Linked DNA regions of Homo sapiens: region 2 is linked to region 1. A link is an interaction called in ENCODE POLR2A ChIA-PET data of the cell type or tissue named here. Cell type or tissue: Panc1. All regions are shown on one strand. Each heading gives the region's core, and the rest is flanking DNA. Links, peaks and the distances in the headings are about the cores only. Region 1 has its middle 12 kb from the start of PLK2. Region 2 overlaps LNCBRM (lncRNA SMARCA2 (BRM) associated).

Region 1 (10,053 bases), core at 3,902-7,901:
AGCCCCAGGCATGGGCTGGGCTCAGTGAATAGATTCCAGAAAAGAAATTTGTTTTTACTGTGTTTGAAAGATGAGTGGGGGTTAAATAGAAATATGCGATAGGGAAGAGTGTTATAAGCAGTGGGAATAGCACGTATAGAAGCCCGGGGGATGAAAGAGTTCACAGAAGTGGGTGTGCAATCTGAAGTATTATAGGAAAAGGCTGGAAGACATGAATGGTGCAACCCATGGCTTTTAGGCTGCATTTTGAAGGCTATGCCAAACTACTGAGAAATTTCAAGGAGGAAAGTGACATAGTACTTCAGATTCCTAAAATTTATTCTGGGAGAAGAGGAGACGGGGTGGGGAACAAGATGGAAACGGCCCAAACAGTAAAGAAATTAATGCTGTGACTCAGGTGAGAAGGGACCTGAGACAATGAAAAGGAGCAAAAGAAGAGCTAGGCAGTACCTCATTTGGCCCTCCTGATTCATTTCAACGTTCCCAGTACTGAGCACCAGATCTGGTACTGGACAGTCAACTATCGAATGAGTAAATGAAGATTGATTTTGGAGGAACTTAGAAAGTTGATTTTAACAGGATCTAGAGCCCGGTTGAATGTGGTGCCTAAGAAAGTAGATGAGGTGCAGAAGGATTGGCTGAGGCAGTCAGTGGGGGACGGGTTGCATTCTTGGGCCATTAACTATAGTAAATTAGGAATATGGAAGGAAGAGCTTGATGGAAAAATATAGTGAGTTTTAGACATATCTAATCAGATTTGTATGAGGATGCCCACATAGGTCCAGTAAACAGTGGATATGCAGGTCTACATCTCAAGAGAAAGCAACATTTGGAAGTAACTAAGTTTTGGAAAACATCATGGGAGTGGATGAGAACACATAAGGATGGATTTCTGTCACCCCTTCTACCCAACTGCATTTCTGGGGGAGGAGTACAGAGGACATCTCCATAAAACATAACAGTGTTGATAAATCTTTGCCATGGGAGAAGGAGAATAAAAAATTCCCAAATAAATTACCCTTCCAAATAAGGGTACCCTGAATTCCACAAAAAACAACTGTAAAATAATAGATTTCTTTAATGAACACCTTTGATCCCCAGGAACGTTTCTCCATTAGCCCTCACAAATTCTAAAGATTTAATAGTTTTGTTGCATGTCTCGGCTATGGGGGAGGCTGAGGCAGGAGTGTCGCTTGAGCCCAGATGTTTGAGGTTGCAATAAGCTATGACCATGCCACTGCACTCTAGTCTGGGTGACAGAGGGAGACCCTGTTTCTTAAAAAATAAAATAACAGATACCCTCAACTAAACTTGGTGTGGCCATGACAGTGAACTTGATCTTAGGTTATTTAACATTTACGACTTTTATCTCTTAGTCCCATCAAGCCTTCAAGAACTATTTCTGAATGTAATCTCATGTCAGCTAGGGAAATCATACTCCAGTGGAAAAGCTTTGGAGTCAAATCTTGAGTCCAAATTTCTGTGCAACCACATGTTAATAATGCGATCATTAGTAAATACCTAATCTCTCTAAGCTTCTGTTTTCTCATCTGTGAAGATAAAACGATAATAAAACACTTGCACAACAAAGGTACTCAATAAGTATTTCTTCCTGTTCTTGTTCTGTTTTTTTTTCTGCCTCTTTCCACATCTGTAATGGCAGGGACCGTAATTATCTAGAAAAAAAAAAACTGTCTCATTCTTGTTTCTCCCACTTTCAGTTCTGTGTAAGTTGTGATCGAGTCTTCAGTTCTGTGTAAGTCGTGATCCAGTTGGGATCATTTTGGGACTTTCAGAGAGAAGGAATCTAATGGAGATTGTTGGTTATACAGATGATGGAAGAACTCGGTGGTGAGGCAACCCAGAGATTCACTGCAGCAGGAAGGCACTACTCTCCCAATGGCTAGAGAGACCCAGAGAAAACGTCATGTTACCAGAGCCCAGAACTGAGTCTTCTGGCAGAAACTAGAATCATGATGGTCACTGCTTACCAGGATTTTGAGATCATGGGACAAATGTCATCACTGCTTGAGATGACCCCTGTGCCTTTTTGGGTGAGAAAAAAGGGGGACAAAATATTTTGAATTCTTTCTTCCTCTTGGCCTCCAATCTCCCATTGACCAAATGAGCTGAAAGGCAGTCGAAAAAAATAGCCTTGGAAATACAGTTGTTAGGGTCATTGTAATATTGCAAAATAAAGCAGAAGAAGGGCAGAGAATGAATCTGAGCCTTAACCAGCATATTAACTGCCTACCTTTCTTTCTTAGTTTTTCTCTTCCACGAATTTTCTACCATTTCTACCTTCTCCTTCTCTTAAATACCAAAGTGACATAATTGCTAAGAGCTATAGTTAGCTAGGCAGCAAGATGATAGGCAGTAGAAGGTTGGAGAAGGAACAAAATTGCGTGGGTGGGCATGAAGAATGGAGTCATTCCTGCTTTAGGCCTCTGTGATTCGTAACATCTTCAGACCATTTTTGCCTTGTAGAGATTTTAATCTACTGAAAATAGGTGTGACTAAAAATGCATAGCTGCATCTCCATAAGGTACACAGAAAAACCAGTGTTGGTATTTTATGGCTATTCAATGCATGAGAGAATCAGTATATTTCTAAACCTTGTAACAAACTGTTGTATAAAAAGAAACCTGTAGATTCCACTTTGTTTTTCCTGACTTGGGAGAGACTCTGGTCTATATGTTTAGATTCATGCTTTGTTCTAGCCCTTCGTTATGTCTTATTAACTTTACTAATGGAAGGCATCTCTTTGTTTGAATTGCCACAATTTAATTATATTAGTGAACTCAAATTAAAACGGTAAATTTCCATATGCAGTGTTAGAAAATAATATCATGGTTCATCAATGTCTGGAATTCAACTGAATAGAATAAATAGATTTTGCTCTAGGATTAGCCTGATAATATGTTTATATGTAAAACAAAATTGATTTTAATGATTGCAGTACAAAAACTTCACTTCTAAGTTGAGTTAAATTAACAAACTCCTGATCTATCTCTGCTATGAAATACTAAATGATTAGATATTTTAGCCCAGCCATGCAAGTTGGAACACATTCTCTGTTCCAAGCCTATAAAAAAATTAGTACTGTAAGAAATCAGACAACAGACCTAGGCCAGGGGCGGTGGCTCATGCTTGTAATCTCAGCACTTTGGGAGGCAGGAGGATCACTTGAGACCAGGAGTTCAAGACCAGCTTGGGCAACACAGTGAGATCCCATCTCTACATAAAATTTAAGAATTAGCTGGACATGGTGGTCCATGCCTATAGTCCCAGCTACTTGAGAGTCTGAGGTGGGAGGATTGTTTGTGCTCAGGAGGTTAAGGCTGCAGTGAGCCATGATCACACCACTGCACTACAACCTGAGCGATAGGGCAAGACCCTGTTTCTATAAACAAACAGACAATAAATAAGCAACAGGCCTCAGTGAAATAACTAAAATTGTCTTTCTTTTATACCCCTTTGAAATCAGTGGCAGCAGGATGACCTTTAAACTTATGATCATATAGACATGTCAAAAGAGTTTCAATGAGACATAAATTTATTATGTGATTTATGTGATCCTACTAAATAGAAAAAATATGATAAGTACAGAACTATATGAATTTTGAAGAACTTTGGAGCTACATAGAAGATCTTTAAATATTTCAAGAGATAAAGAAATGCAAAATCCAAACGTGATAGGGTATTCTGGAGGGGAGTGCAGACAAAGAATTAGATAATAACATAACTACTGATATACTAATAAATGTTTAGCAGTCAGCTTTTTCAGAGGTGGCCAGAACCTTGATTTGTTTCATTTGCCAATTTCTGTGGTATAATTTCTTTTACCATGATGGACTTCTCACTACCAGAGTGATGTCGCTGAATGTGGAGTTGGAAAGAGATGCACAGCAGTACATCATTATAAAGTATTTCCAGCATATGGATGTAACAGACATAAATAACCTCAAGAAATAGATAATAATAAAATGTAAGGAAACAATTAGTGATGAGTTTAGAGTATTTATTGCCTTTGTTTTTAACATAATTTATTTAATTGTAAGTTTCTATAATTACATAATGGTTGTGTTAACAACTGGCTTGCACAATTCCTGAAATTTTAACAATCACTCCTCACGAAACTTTTAAAACCAGCTCCAACATAGCAATAATAATAATTTAAGCCTGGGGATGTGAACTATATGTGCTCTGAGAAGAAGGACATCACTCCTATATTCTGAATAATTAATAGGGCTTGGTATATTCTTTTAACATCTCAGACGGCACTGCAGTAAATATCCCGGTCTACAGCTGTGGTTGTGTATATAAAATCTCAGCCAGCCTAGGTTACAAACAAAAAGTTTAATTTAGATAGCATAATAGCTTCTTTAGCGAAGTACCATTTCATCTTAAGAAGACTTAGTTAAGTATTTAAGATAATCTGAATGATTGAATTGATAATTGTTGTTACAGAAAGAATCTCTATATTTAACCCTAACATTGAAACTGTGTGTTAATACTTCACATATAGTAATGTATTAGTATTATAATCCCAATTAAAAACTGAAATTTAAGTAACTGATATTGCCTTAGAAATTTAAGCTGAAGGCTTGTGACATTTAAATTTGGTATTATAATATATGATAAATTTATCATCTTTTAAGCTTAATTTACTCAATTTATAAGAATGTTTATATACTTAAGAATACTTGTTATAGCAGACAATTGCAAAACAGTATTTAAAAAGGAAGTCAAGTATATTATAAATGCAATATAAAATAGTAAAGGGAAAGTTATTAAGTTTTAACTGGGATCCTATAATACAGTCCTCTTAAAGTCTTTTGTTGAGATATAAAAACAGAATGTAAATTTTTAAAATTAAACTTAAAAATGCAAAGAAGAACTAGATGTTTAAGTATACTGAATGTCAGATTTTTAAAACCAAATCCACTTCTGAGCATAAAAGTCAATCTCAAAAAAAAAAAAAACCAAAACCACAAAACCTCATTTGCAATCTGTTTTCCTGGGAATTTGTGTTTGTAGATGAATGTCAATACAATTTTCTGATACAAGCATGTAATTTTATTCCAGTAATATTCTTTTGAGAACATGACATGAGTAGAAATGAAAGGCAAAGATGGAATCCATGTAGAGAATAAGGCAAACCTTTAGAGCTGAGATTGTATATTGCCAGAGAATAGACATCTGCTTGAAGTACAGCGAGTTTTAGAGTGGGTTTTAAAATATTTTCCAGCAATTGTCATCAGTTAGTCATTGGGAGCATTCAGATGAAAATTAAAACTTCTGACTTCCTTTGCAAAACTTCATGATCAGACAATATGATCAGACATTTCTACATATCAACAATCAGCTGGAGCTGAGAAGTGCCTGCCCCCAGAGAAGAGACAGCCCTCTCCATGGACCTTGCTTGCCTGATTCACTCAGCTGGTGCCTCAGACGTTTGAATGTGAGCCTAGTGCAGAGTCAGGTGAAACTTTCAGGGGGCCTGTCTATTTCCAAGTTGTTTACAAACGCTGATTTTAATTCCAGAAAGTGTACTTTGGGTGATTTTAGGGAAAGTGTGGGCTTCATCCAAAGCTACCTTCTGCCATTTTTAAGCATTATTGGTTTAAGTGGAGTTAAAGGTCAGGTACTAAATCGGGCTTGGGGCACGGAAGTACTGGATAGAGAAAGGCAGGTCCCTGGCCCATGTGTGATTTGACTCTTTTGGCTAGGGCTCCATATCTAGGCCTGTGCCCACGGACTGAGGAGAGGACAGACATTTCTGTTTTCCTGCCCAAATGTCACATTTCTCAAGACCACCCTAGCCCACCACACCCCTATCCTGTGCCTATAAAAACCCCGAGACCCTAGAGGGTACACACACAAGCACCTGGATGTGGAGAGAAACACACGGGCGGAAGAAGACACAAGCAGCTGGATATTGAGAGGAACGCACCCGGAAGATCACATCAACAGGCACCAGCAGAGGCTTGCAGGCCATCCATCCGCAGAACGATGAGGAGTTTGGCCGGGTGGTCAGAGGAGGGCCACTGAATGGCCCGACTCCAGGGGATGACCACCTTCCTACTCCATCTCCCTTCTGGCTCCCCCATCTGCTGAGAGCTACTTCCACTCAACCCTTGCACTCTTTCTCCAAGCCCATGTGTGATTTGACTCTTTTGGTACACCAAGGCAAGAAACCCCAGGATACAGAAAGCCCTCTGTCCTTGCTGAGAGGTGAAGCCAGCTGGACTTCCTGGGTCGGGTGGGGACTTGGAGAACTTTCCTGTGTAGCTAGAGGATTGTAAATGCACCAATCAGAGCTCTGAGTCTAGCTAAAGTATTGTAAATGCACCAGTCAGCACTCTGTAAAAACGCACCAATCAGCGCTCTGTGTCTAGCTAAATGATTGTAAATGCACCAATCAGTGCTCTGTAAAAACGCACCAATCAGCCCTCTGTAAAATGGACCAATCAGCAGGAAGTGGGCGGGGCCAAATAAAGGCATAAAAGTTGGCCACCTGAGCCAGCAGCGGCAACCTGCTCGCGTCCCATTCCACGCTGTGGAAGCTTTGTTCTTTCCCTCTTCACAGTAAATCTTGCTGCTGCTCAGTCTTTAGGTCTGCACTACCTTTATGAGCTGTAACACTCATGGCGAGGATCTGCGGCTTCATTCCTGAGATCAGCAAATCCACAAATCCAGCTGGAGGAAGAAACTCTGAACACATCTGAAGGAACAAACTCCGGACACACCATCTTTAAGAGCTGTAACACTCACCGTGAAGGTCCACAGCTTCATTCTTGAAGTCAGCGAGACCAAGAACCCACTGGAAGGAATAAATTCCGGACACATTGCCATAAGTCAGGGGGTCTGATTGAGCTGCTAAACACAAGCCACCTACAGATGGCAAAACTAAAAGAGCACATGGTAACACATGCCTGCGGGAGCTTCCGGTGCTGTAAACATTCACCCCTAGATGCTGCTGTGAGTTCAGAGCCCCAGAGCCTGTCTGCATGTTCCCCCTAGAGATTTGACCAAAGAAGCAGGACACACCCCCACCGCACACCCTGCAAGGGTGACGAGGGAACTTTTCCTGTTTCGGTAGCACTGAAAAGAAATGGAAGAATAAGTCTGACAAATAAAGACCTACCAAAGTTTTCATAAGCCAAGGCATCCACCGCGATGTAGACGGCTTCTTTTCTTCCTGAATTTTCACCTGATCGACATAAGGTTATTAAATTCAACTCATATCATTCTCTTAAATTCATAATGAAATTTAGGATAAAGGTGAATTTTGCAGTTTAGTCAACTAGGAACAAGAGATCATCCCTCACTTAATTGTATTGTTGGTTGAAATATAAATTTCATTAGCAGTTGCCATAATCTATCCTCATTTCCTTTGTTAGGCTTGTGAATAGACTCACTTTACTGATTCTGAAATACCTGGACTATGTGAGCTTATGTGGCTAATCTCTTCATTCTTTTTACCACATGGGGAGAGAGAATAAGATAATCATCTGAGGCAAAGCAACATATATGGGTGGCAAAAGGGCAGCTATAGCAGCAAGTTGCACCTGCTACATATGGATTTAACCTCATGAATTCTTTAATGAGGCAAACCTTTCATGTTTCTATTCACTATCCTGTAGGTATACCTGGCAGTTTTGCTACAGAGTGACTCAGGATTAAACTCCAAATATCCTCAATATAGATTAGTCATAGGGAAGGGCCAGTGACTGACAATAGGCACAAGAGAAGCACTAGGCTTTTTGGTTTTAAATAAATAATATACTCTGAGTTGAAGCAATTAAATCTTCCTCCAAATACAACTTTCTACCTAGATATTAAAGAAACAGAATAACAGTTGAGTTTTGTAGAATCTGATATATTTCTCTCAGATTTTTTCTCCTTCAGAGGTACACACACATATGCTTATTTTAAGTCAATCATCCTACAATTGCTCAAGTTAAAACCATATAGCAGAAAACATTTGGAATTTCAATTAGATATGTCAAGATTGAAGCAACTGGGTCAATTGCTTGCTGAACAATCATGAACATGACACTGATCCTATTTTTTATATTATAAAACAAATATAATAATAAAAAGTGTCTTAGAATTCATTAGATAGAACAATATAATATTGAGAGTATTTGACCATTTTGACCTACAACAAAAACCATTTCTTATTCGAAAATATAGCAAGAGGAGAAATTAGAAAGTAAGCTTCCTCCCCTCTCTAATTATTTTAATATTATATCTTTATTATTTCTCTATTCATATTACCTCTTTGTTTTATATTGATGTCAGTAGTTATTGATATTTATGTCATATTATACTGTTGTCATTCAATAAAGAGAATATCTTATACTTAATTTATCATTAGAATTTTTCAATTATTAATTGTTTCCTTCATCATGCTCCTGGGGGAATCAAATTGAGGAATATCCCAAAGAGAGAGCAATTTACTCTTTTTTCCTTTTTTTTTTTTCAAGATGGAGTCGCGCTCTGTCACCCAGACTGGAGTGCAGTGGCACGATCTTGGCTCACTGTAGCCTCTGTCTCCTGAGTCCAGGCAATTCTTGTGCCTCAGCCTCCTGAGTGTCTGGGATTACAGATGCATGTCACCACAACCAGCTAAATTTTGTATTTTTAGTAGAGACAGGGTTTCGCCATGTTGGCTAGGCTGGCGTGGAACTCCTGACCTCAGGTGATCCAACCGCCTCAGCCTCCCAAAGTGCTGGGATTACAGGCATGAGCCACCACACCCAGCCAGTTTACTCTCTTATGACTGACAAAATCAAAGGTAAGTCATATAAACATTTCCTACATTTTGACTCCTTTTATGTTGCCTTTTCTTATTATTGTCCCTTCTCAACTATCTTTAAAAAATTTCCCCAACTGTATTTTCAGGAATTCCAAATATCTTTGATATTATAAAATGTTTCCTGAAAAACATATTAACTGGCAAATTCTTTTGGGAATTGGTGGCTTCAATAAAATGAACAGATTTCTTTAAGTCAAGATTTTTCTAGAACTTCCATATCCTAAATTTGCGTTATGAATCTCCAAGAGAGAAATAGAGTGCAAAAGTTTTTCCAAACTTATACACACTGACACATTATTTTGCTTTAGAGTGCCTTTTAAGATCACAAAGAATATTCCCTGGAACATAGTTTGTCGATATATGTAAGTAATTGTCCTTTATAAGATACATTTAATTTAAAAAGATCCTGAACCTGTCAGATAGATTGGAATGTAAGTTCAGATCTTTCTTGTAGTAGGACAATAATTAGGTAAACAGGAAATTTAGCACCAACTTTGACATCATATATCTTAGTCTGTTTTGCATTTCTATATTGGGATATTACAGACTGGGTAATTTTTAAAGAAAAGGAAGTTATTTCTTACAGTTCTGGAGGCTGGGGAGTCCAAGAGCATGGAGCTAGCATCTGGTGAGAATCTTCATTCTGTGTCATAAGATGCGGAAGGCATCACATGGTGAGAGAGCAAGAGCATGTATATAAGCTCAGGTCTCTCTTCCTCTTCTTTAAAGCAATCAGTTTCATCATGGGGTCCCATCCTGATGACCTTATCTAATCCTAATTACCTCCCAAAGTCCCCACCTCTAATTAACATATGAATTTTAGGTTTCCAACCATGAAATTTGGGGGATGTATTCAAACCATTGCATTGTGGTTCCAGAGCTGTTACATGTTTTATCCACAACCTCACTCAGCAAGAAAATCTCCCTTCTAGAGGGAGAAATTTATGGTGCAGAGATCAACTGGATGGCCAGGTAGCTAAGGTAACTTTGCAATGTAGATATTCCATCTCCAGATCATAAAGAGTGGTTTCCAGTTGCCTTTTGCAAATTTCTATTTTCTTATAATGGCAGAACTGAAATGTTTTAAAATAAATTTTTGTCCATGTCCACTTTGGTTTGCAAAAGGCATTTTGTGTTTAAAAGAGAGCATGTTGGTAGTCCTTTACACTGAACAGGACAGATGTAGAAGCTATAAAGACTTCTTCATAAACCACTTTTGGGGAAGA
Region 2 (10,053 bases), core at 2,951-6,950, 840 kb after region 1:
AAGCAGAACTCCTGTTTGTAGGTGGGTCCACAGAAAGATGAAAGTCCTTTCTTTTCAATGACAACCAACCTAACATCTAACAATAGCGACTAGTTCTGACAATCCAAAACAGAAGATGTAAAGAGTAGCTCAAAAGTACACAATTGTTAAGCTTATGGGGGAAAAACTCTTTTTTTCTTGTTTTATTTTAAAGAAAAGTATGTCCCAACTCCACTTCTGTACTCAGGAATAGGTCAGACCACATTTGTGTGAAAATAGGAATTGGCAATACAGACGAGACGTATTTCAGAAAGGTTCAGTATATAAATGTCAAATCAAATTAGGCTTGTACTTTCCCCTTCATTGAACCATAATTCAATGAGAGTTTTATTATGCAAATTCACTGGAAAGCACAGATCTCTACATCTCTGCCAAACACTCTGAGTACAACAATGGCAGTCCCATCGGTCTAGTAAGAAAATACTATATCTTGAGGACAGGAACTAAAGCCAATATAAAATTGTAATATGTTCATCTTGCTGAATATGGTGACATCTTGAAAGAACACACACTAAATAACACTTGGAGGTAGGACTGTTCTGTGCCAAGTTAACCAAAAGGAAAATGTGTCCTAAGCTTAGCTATAAAACATTCATTTCCCAAATAAGTATTGGACTCTACAGTTTTCAGTACACTTTGCTAACGCTTCTTTTGTTGCCTTTAAGCAAAGGGCATATTTTGTGTTTGTTTCTTTTTTCTAAGTATTACCATATGTATAATTCTTCTAGATTAACTACCAGTCTCATTACAAGTAGTTCAATGTATTATTCACATTTGTCAGACTATCTCAATTAATGGGATAAGGTGAGTCTCTAAAGATTTTCTTGTTCACACACACATGCACACACACAAATGACTAAGGAGATTAATGCTTAAGCAACCTCATGCAACCAATAAGTTAGCTGAGCAATTTCCCAGGAGCTCAGAGACATTTTGAAAAACTTAAATCCTCTAACTACCTATACAATGAACTCATTAACTTTATGAAATTGCAATAAAGCCCACTAATATTCCTTAAACATAGGCATTTACTACAATCTGCACTTCTGGTAAATGCTGTTCAAGAAATTCCTCCACAGCAGAAGGGCTGAAAAATCTTTATTTCTAGAAAATGTTAAAAGAGCCCTTTCAGAATGTGTAACTCCAAACCTAAAACATTTTATTTCCCTCTTAGACTAATATCGATTAAAGGGAGCTTAAGTTTAGTTCAGTCAATGTAATTCCTTCTACCAAATTATAAGAAAAAACCAAGTCCACATCTCTATTGCCAGTCTCATGTGACAACCCTAATTTGAGTCAAACAGCAGTCAGGGATCCTGCTAGGGCCACACCCTGAGCTATGCCTAGAGCATCACAGAATAAGAGCACCTCTGAGTGGTGAAGACTCAAATGTCACCTAGTCTCACCATCCTCCTTGTTGCCTGGAGCCCTCTTCAATAACCCCCAGTAGAAGATCATCCAGACTGTGCTGAAGAATTCCAGTGATGACACACTCACTGGCCATTCACACTATCCCTGGAAAATTCCGAATTCGTGAAAGTTTCCTATGTGTTCTTGCTATCTTAGACCTAGCAAAACATCTTCGCTATCTACGCATTACATTGCAGGGACATAGCAAAGCCTTCCACCGGCCTATGGCATCCTATATTTGCCCACTTCAACATACCTATTCTGGGCTAGGGGTCCATGTCTTCCCTAGTTTTCTGAGCCCCAGACCCAGCACCACAAGTCCCCATACCCACTTCAGGCCCAGTTTGCTCTGATGACTATTTAGACCTACTTCTCCCATACATCACTCAGCACGTGCTCAGTGACATAATTTGTTACCTGCTCTCTGGCTCCACATAGCTACAAGACTATAGGCAAGAGGTTCCCCCATCTTCTGCCAATTCCTCCTCATCCTGCCCTGACCAGGTCTCCCTCCAAGAAGCCAGAATCATAGAGAACTAACATTAAAACCCCCTAGAAACTTTGACTCACATCTCCCCCTTCTGTACTCTGAAGTCAAACAGAACAACTAAAATGTGGTTATAAGAAAGCAGATCAGAGTTTACCAAGAGTAGAGAATTTGTGGGCTTCTGTGGGCAAGCAGAGTTAGAGGTCAGAGCCCACCTAATATCTAAAGACCAAAGCCCAGGACAGAGAAAGGGAAAGGCTAGCTCCTGAAGGCTGTACTGACTCTTGGTGCAAGGCAAACCTCCTTGCCTTGGTCCTGAGTCAGCTCATCCAGTCTACTTTGGAATTTGCTCCCTCAGTAATTCTCTCTCCTACATCTTAGCTTCTCTTTGATGATCATGTGTGACCCCTTTCTCCCTCAGACCCCTGTAGAACCACCATCCCCAGATGGGCCAACTTTACTTTCTAAGTGTATTGTGAATTCTCTCCCCTCCAACTCTGCCACTACCGGCTTGGTCCAGCCACACATGGCTTCATGTTTCCCTTCTTGTCTCTGGTTTGTTAGCCTCAAAACCATCTAGTTAGAGAGACTCTTCTAAAATGCAAAGTTGGTCACGTTTGCTCCCACTCACCCTTTTCAGTGGTTCCCCACGGTCTTTAGCATAGAGTCAAAGGTCTTCCATAAGGCAGAAAAAGACTCCCTCCTCTGGCCTCAGTGGACCTTATCCACTTTACACCTCACCATTTTCTTTCATTCTCTGCCCCAAATAAAGAAAAGGTATGCTTTATTTCCTGCACACTCCAAGCTTGGGGCTTTGCCTCCATGCCTTTGTTCTTGCTATTCTCTCTGCCTAGAATGCCCTCGGCTCACTTCCCCACTTCTGACTTGAATATGTCATTTTCTTTTTCTTTTTTTTTTTTTTTTTGAGACGGAGTCTCGCTCTGTCGCCCAGGCTGGAGTGCAGTGGCACTATCTCGGCACACTGCCAGCTCCACCTCCTGGGTTCACGCCATTCTCCTGCCTCAGCCTCCCAAGTAGCTGGGACTACAGTCACCTGCCACCATGCCTGGCTAATTTTTTGTATTTTTAGTAGAGACTTTGTTTCACCATGTTAGCCAGGATGGTCTCGATCTCCTGACCTCGTGATCCACCTGCCTCAGCCTCCCAAAGTGCTGGGATTACAGGCATGAGCCACCGCGCCCAGCCGAATATGTCATGTTCATTCTCCAAAATTCAACCTAGACATTATCTACTCCAGGGAGTCTTTTCTAAATCCCTTAACACTAAAGAAGTCTGTGGGCACTTTATACTCTTTGCTTCTCCCTAACATTATCATACTCACCATGCTTGTCTACTTAGGTGCCTGCATGTTTCCTGAGTGCAAGGCATGTCTTAATCCCTCTCTGAAGCTTCAGTACCTGGGGCAGAGTCTGGCACACAGCAGCAGTATTATAAATGTTTGTGCAATGAATGCCACGACAAGTTTTTAAAAGGCAAAACATACCTTGACTGTGAAACCATTTATACTGGTTTGTTAAGCAGTAAATAGTATTTATATATAGAATAATAATGATAATATGTAGTATATAATAGTATAATCACATTTATATAAGTAATAGTATTTGTTAAATAGTATAAATGGTTTCACAGTCAAGGAAATCAGAAAGTTTCTAGATAAGTTCTATAATGATTGAATTGATGATTTGGAATAAGCATGAAATCCTTGTGGGGATGATTAGCAAAACCTGTAGCTAATAATTTCACATCAGTTACAGAATAGAAGGTGGCTTGTATTGAATGGAGGGTGTATTACACTTAGGTCAGAGTACTTTAGGGAAGCCTTTATTCTAGGCATCTAGAGAGCTGGGATCCCTCTATCCTTCACTGCCTCAGCCCTCAGATTTCAACCCTAACCACACCTAAAAGTGGTTTAGATACTAAGAAGAGTACTACCACCTAGTTTCTCCATTCACCATGTTTACAGTCTACTTGGATGAGATGAAAGATGCAGAAACAATATAATTAGAGAATAGGATGATCGAATATGAAAATGAAATCTACAATTGAACAGTAATGAGTTATCAACAAACTAGTAAGCTAAGTAAAACATGAATTCACCATCCTTTTCCTTTCCTCTTCCTTTCTTCTTTACCTCTTTTTTAATCTTTCTGTCTTTACTTTTATATTGCTCTTCTACTTTTCTTCGCTTTCAAGATAAAGAGAGACAGAGAAGGAGTATGAAATTCAAAGAATTTAGGAGTCTTTCATAATATGTTGCCTAAATCTAGCACATACACTCATATATATATATGTATATATATATATGCAACTTCCTGACGTTTCAATAATTTATAACTTGTTAAAAGTGCTCCCAAATCAGCATTCATACCAGAGAAGCCTCAATAGCTATTTTCAAAAGATCAATAACAGACAATTATTTATATTTATGTTCTGTAGTGGCTTGAATGGTGACCCACCCACCCACCCCCTCAGAAAAAAACATAAGTCTGCCCAGAGCCTGCAAATGTGACCTCATTTGGAAAAAGTGTCTTTGTAGTTTGAGAAGTAGAGAATATTCCTCCACCCCTTCCAATCTGATCTTTCATGTTTTGATCAATAGGGGATTGTAGACGTGACACTGTGCCAGCTCCAGGCACTGGCAGCTTCTACCTTGAAAGGACTGACAGCTTGCACATTAGTAGCTTCTACCTGAGCACCTGAATTTCCACTGGAGCAGCCACAGAAGAAATTCAACTCCAAGGAAATCCAGGTTGAGCTTTGCCTAGTCTGGTCCTTTTTCTTTGTATCTGGCTCCTGCAGTGTGTGGTGCAGAATAGGTTTGCCTATGCCTCCTGCTGCCTATTTCATCTCAGCTTTTGGTCTCTTCTCAGCATTTAAACAAGATACATATTTGCCTCTGCACCCTTTCATTGGAACAAGTAACAACATACTCGCAAAGCAATATCTAAAAACATGCTTAGAAAAGAAGCATTTCTCCTTAGAAACAAAACCCCTAATTCTTCATACAAAATAATTTCTATTACAAAACCACCTACAACACTTGCAATCAGATTACCAGTTTCTTCTCAGTTTTCCCCAAGTGGACACTTGCTTTTGTATTTGTATTTAACTAAAGGGTCTATTTAGTTAGTTTTCTCTGAAAAAGAAAGAAATGTACCCCAAAAGAGTAGTCATGTTTCTACCTCTTTTAAGACTAAATCTTTTTGCAGCTTTGAAATGACAATTATTTCAGATTTTATCAGTCCCATTAAGGTTTTAAAAGCCTTGAAAATTATAGCTAAGGCACTGTGTTACATTTACATGCCTGTAAGCTGAAGTTTTATTCTGAGAAATGTTAAAAAAGTTATGAGCTTCAGTGACGTTTCTCTTAACCCCTCATTATCCCTAGAAAATATTAAAGCTACGAGAAAGTAAAGGAGAAGCAGAGACATGGGACAGATATGAAAAGGGCTGTCTCAGAGAGGTTCATACTACTTCAAAAGTAGAAAAGCTGAAATGAAGATAGAGAATTTCATTTCTAGTCCATTTTCTCCTCTTCCTCCTTCTTCTCATCCTCTTTCTTTCCCTTCTCCTCCTTTTCCTTTTGCTCCTCCTCCTCATATTCCTCCTGGTAGCTACACATAATTCACAAACACAGCATCAGGATCCAGAACACAGCTAAGGAGCAATCTTACACTTAAGCATTTCATGTGACTTCTAGAATAGGTTACTCCGAGAGCCAATTTAAAATTACTCATTCGGGCATCAAACATGAGATGATATTCTCATTGTCAGCTCTGTCACCAGCATGATTGACTATATCCCAAGTCCTTTGAGTAAGAGTTGAGTTCACTTCTTAGGCTGCAGAAATTAAAGTTCAGTGTATTCAAATTACACTTATATCACAAAGGAAATAATAATTGCTGATAATTTAGCATATACAACAAAGTGATTCTGAATTTTTTTTTTTTTTGAGACAGAGTCTTGCTCTGTTGCCCAGGCTGGAGTACAGTGGCACGATCTCGGCTCACTACAACCTCTGCCTCCTGGGTTCAAGAGATTCTCCTGCCTCAGCCTCCCAGGTAGCTGGGATTACAAGTGTGCACCACCACGCCCGGTGAATTTTTGTATTTTTAGTAGACATGGGGTTTCAGGATGTTGGCCAGGCTGGTCTCGAACTCCTGATCTCAGGGGATCCACCTGCCTCAGCCTCCCAAAGTGCTTGGATTACAGGTGTGAGCCACCACTCCCGGCCCTCTGAATTTATTTTCAAAAAACTTTTAAGGTAAACATCAGCTTGCCTCCAACACGGAGTCTCTATATTATTGATGCTTGATCAAAAATAAGCATTTGTTAAATAAGTAACAAAAGCTCAAAAAAAAGCATCAGTTTCATAATCCAATGTATAAATGTAGATAAAACATCAAAAATCAATAATGCAGTTTGACTTTGGGCCTTCAAAATATCAAGCATGAACTATTAAACTAGGCAACAGCAAATAAGAAAATCAATGTTCCTACAAGATAAAACAGCCTTCAAAACCTACACAAACACTTAATTTTAGGTTATAAATTTTGTTCTGTTTCTTATTTTTCAAATGTACTGAGTTGGCTATATTTGCATCTGGCTCATTACTTCCACCTGCCTCATCGAAGGTGTGTGTATCCATCACATCTCTCTCTTTCCCTCCCCCCACTCCCTCCCACTTTGTGTCTAGAACACTAATCCTTGTCTTCTCAGCCTGCAGGTCTGGTGACAATTCCACCCTAATTTTTTAGCAATTTTCTTAGCCTCCTGCCCACTTAGCACCAGTATTCAACAAATGTCTTGAGGGGGAAGCTGGCAGTATGTTGGGTTCAGTTTTCCACCCCTCCCTTCTCAAAGGATTCTGACCCCTCAAGGCTCTAGGTTTTGCCTTTCAAGCCCCACTAGACTCTGCTGGTTATTCCCCCTCTTAGCAACAGCTCTGGGCAAGAACATGTTCCCAGATGTCAACCTCTTGCCCCACACCTAGAACTGCCAAATGCCCCAAGGATAAAAGCTGCTGCAGAACACTGACAAATCTCCCCTTTTGCTGGGATTTTGTCCCCTTAAGTACTGATTGCCTCAGAAGTTGCATTATGCCTTTAAACATATTTCTTTTTTAATCTGGCTTTTCTAAACCCTTTACCCCTTGGTGGGAGCATTAGTCAGCTGCAGGCACTCAATCATACCTGAAAGTGGAAGCTCACAGTACATGAATAATACACAGAAGAGGAAATCTGTTAGCTGAAAAAACAAAAGAACAGCTGTACAACCCCACAAACTATCAGAGAATTGAAATTTAATACAATTTCCTCTTTTAATTTTTTTAAAAAATACCACGTTCCATCAAATGAGAACAAGTACTTAATGTCTGGTGATAGGGAAGTTACATTAAATCAGGAGCTCTTGTCCTCTGTTGGTAAGAGTATAAACTGCTACAATCATACTGGAAAATGACCTGGCAGAGTCATGGTAAGTTTGTGAATACCCTGTGGGCCAGTGATCCCACTTCTTGAACTTGTCATGGAATTGTCTGTGGAGGAAGTTGGAGGCAACTTAGGTGACCATCACTAGGTCAATGGCCAAGTAAATAGAATAGACATACACTATAAGGGTGCTATGAGGCAGGTGGAAGCAATGAACTAGATGCAAATATAGCCAACTCGATACATCTCAAAAATTCAGTACTGGGTGAAAAAAAAAAAACAACAAAATGTATAATTTAAATCAAGCCAAACACACAGACATATTTTAGAAGAACATATACATAATAAAGAACACAAACGTATTAGAAACAGATGCCTATGGAAGCGGCTATCAGGAAGGAAGGAGGGAATAAAAGAAAAAGATGAGTAAACCTTTGAAGTTCTTTTGTGGTACCTGGCATGGTTTTAAGCACTTTCCATTGGCTTATTTAATTCTCTCAACAGTTCTGGGAGGCAAATACCATTATAATTCCTATTTTACAGCTGAGGAAACTGAGGCACAAAGTGATTAAGTAATGCCCAACGTCACACAGCAAGAACGTGGTTGGGCCAGGACTGAAACCCAGGAAATCTAATTGGGAGTCTGTGCTGTGCTGCCTCTCCCTGGAGGCTTCAGACCAATAGCAGTACTAGTGCTGAGGGGATGACTCATCCAGTGCTCCATTCCTAAGGTCCCAAAATGAATCGACCAATTTACCTATGAATTATCAAACAAAAAAATCTGAGTAAGTCGAATCGCGTTTAAAGCTTCAATTTCTTTCCATCAGAAGCTCATATTTCATGAAAAATATTTTCCTCATTTCTCCTCAGCGAAGAGTCTAAACCCGAAGCGTGTAGACAATGATAGTTGAACAATGGTTACAGTCTCGGCACACAATTTTATACTGCATGCTTCTTTTATTTGAGAATCAGAGATACGATCTTTGGTTGTGCAGAGCCTTATATTTGAGCCTCACAATTGACCCCAGAGAATTGGCCTTGCAAAAAAAAACAAAAATAAAAGACACTCTGGAGTGTCCAGGGAAATGTCAGGGAATCAATGGTACAGAGGAATCCAGATAACTGAGCTTAAGGTGGGTTCAATACCACATATTGATTTGGGTCCTAGGAGAGGTCCCGAAAATGATTCTTAGGACAGAAGATTAAAAACAGGTGCTAACAAAATAATTCTGAGGCCCCTCGTCTTGAGAACACTGCAAGGGATCAATGCCTATCACCTGATAGGCAAAGTGAGCAAGAAGGAAACAGCCAGTCACCAGCAACCACTGCTTATGAGAATATGCCTGCTGATTCATAAAAGCAGCCAGTCACAGGCAACCACTGCTTATGAGAATGTGCCTGTTGACTCACAAAAGCAGTGTTTGTAGAAATGAATGCAAGAAAAGGGCAAGGGAGTGGGGGAAGCTATTGGGAAGGAAGGAGGAGAGAGAGACAGCATGGAGAGGAAAGGTGGAAACGAAGTGGGGAGTGAGAAATAGAAGAGAGAGGAAAGAAAGAGGGGAGTGAGGGAAAAGGAGAGGGAGGGAAGGGAAGACAAAGCGGAAGAGGAAGCAGAGGCAAGGAGGATTGAGGATTAGCATGAAAGAGCAGAGAGAAGGATTCATCTATCCAGTTTCATAAAAATAAACCTGCCCTTTCCAAGTGGCTGAAAATCTTTTCAAGCCTATTCCTTGAGAAAATCCTACCAAAGTGAAAATCAGTTGCTTCTACCCCCATTTCCCCACTCTTGTCCCCAGCACATACACACAGAAGCCTTTTATTCTTCACTGTATTGACAGCCAGTGCTTACGGACAGACTGAAAGAAAAGGGTACCAGATGTCTGCCCCCTAGCCCATTTGCTTATTTGCTCTCGGATCTGTTGACTGGCTGTCCTCTCTTAGGGTTACATCACAGGGGCCTGCCACCTACGGCTTTCATACATCTTTGCCTGCTAGCTTCTGCTTAGTCTAGCCAATACATAGGAGGCACTGGTAGACGGGGGCCGCGGGGAAGAGGAGGATGTCGGGATGTTTCTCCCTGACTTTTCTCACTAGAGGTAGCATCTGCAGTGATGGCAGTACCTCTACAATGGTCTCAGCTCCTCCAAGCAATGCCTGCTCCACACTGTCAGCTCCAGCCTGCTGGCGCATCTTCCCCTGCGGTAATCTCTGCGTTTCCTCACCTTCCCTTGTCTTCAGCTCCTGAAACAGCTCATCAGAGCAATAAGGTCTCCACATGTAATTCCCTCTTCTGAAATAGCTGGCACAGCCCAGTTCTGCCTGGATCCTGTCTGATATGGTGTGGCACACATTCCATTCCTCTTGTGTTTTTTGTTTGTTTGTTTTGAGACGGAGTCTCACTCTGTCGCCCAGGCTGGCGTGCAGTGGCGCGATCTCGGCTCACTGCAAGCTCCGCCTCCCGGGTTCACGCCATTCTCCTGCCTCAGCCTCCCGAGTAGCTGGGACTACAGGCGCCCACCACCACCCCTGTCTCATTTTTTTGTATTTTTAGTAGAGACGGGGTTTCACCATGTTAGCCAGGATGGTGTCCAGCTCCTGACCTCGTGATCCGCCCGTCTCGGCCTCCCAAAGTGCTGGGATTGCAGGCGTGAGCCACCGCACCCGGCC

What was found. Peaks named below come from ENCODE experiments on the same cell type or tissue, not always from the same donor. Only the 100,000 strongest peaks of a DNase experiment are listed, where the experiment ranks them.
Region 2: POLR2A ChIA-PET joins it to region 1 with 16 read pairs; 1 of 35 experiments calls an interaction of 5 or more read pairs at or near these places.

The regions. Positions count from the first base shown.
Region 1 is chr5:58,442,633-58,452,685 of GRCh38, reverse strand. No RefSeq gene overlaps it. Among named protein-coding and RNA genes, the nearest start is that of PLK2, 12 kb to the left of the region's middle. RefSeq lists enhancers at 2,281-2,450, 5,974-7,173. In Panc1, for the core only: no CTCF peak of the experiment used is centred there; no DNase peak of the experiment used is centred there; H3K27ac peaks cover 1,957 bases.
Region 2 is chr5:57,597,647-57,607,699 of GRCh38, reverse strand. The region is part of intron 4 of LNCBRM (lncRNA SMARCA2 (BRM) associated); the gene reads right to left. All of the region lies in intron 1 of LOC124901182 (a long non-coding RNA gene), which reads left to right. Among named protein-coding and RNA genes, the nearest start is that of LNCBRM, 32 kb to the right of the region's middle. In Panc1, for the core only: no CTCF peak of the experiment used is centred there; no DNase peak of the experiment used is centred there; H3K27ac peaks cover 370 bases.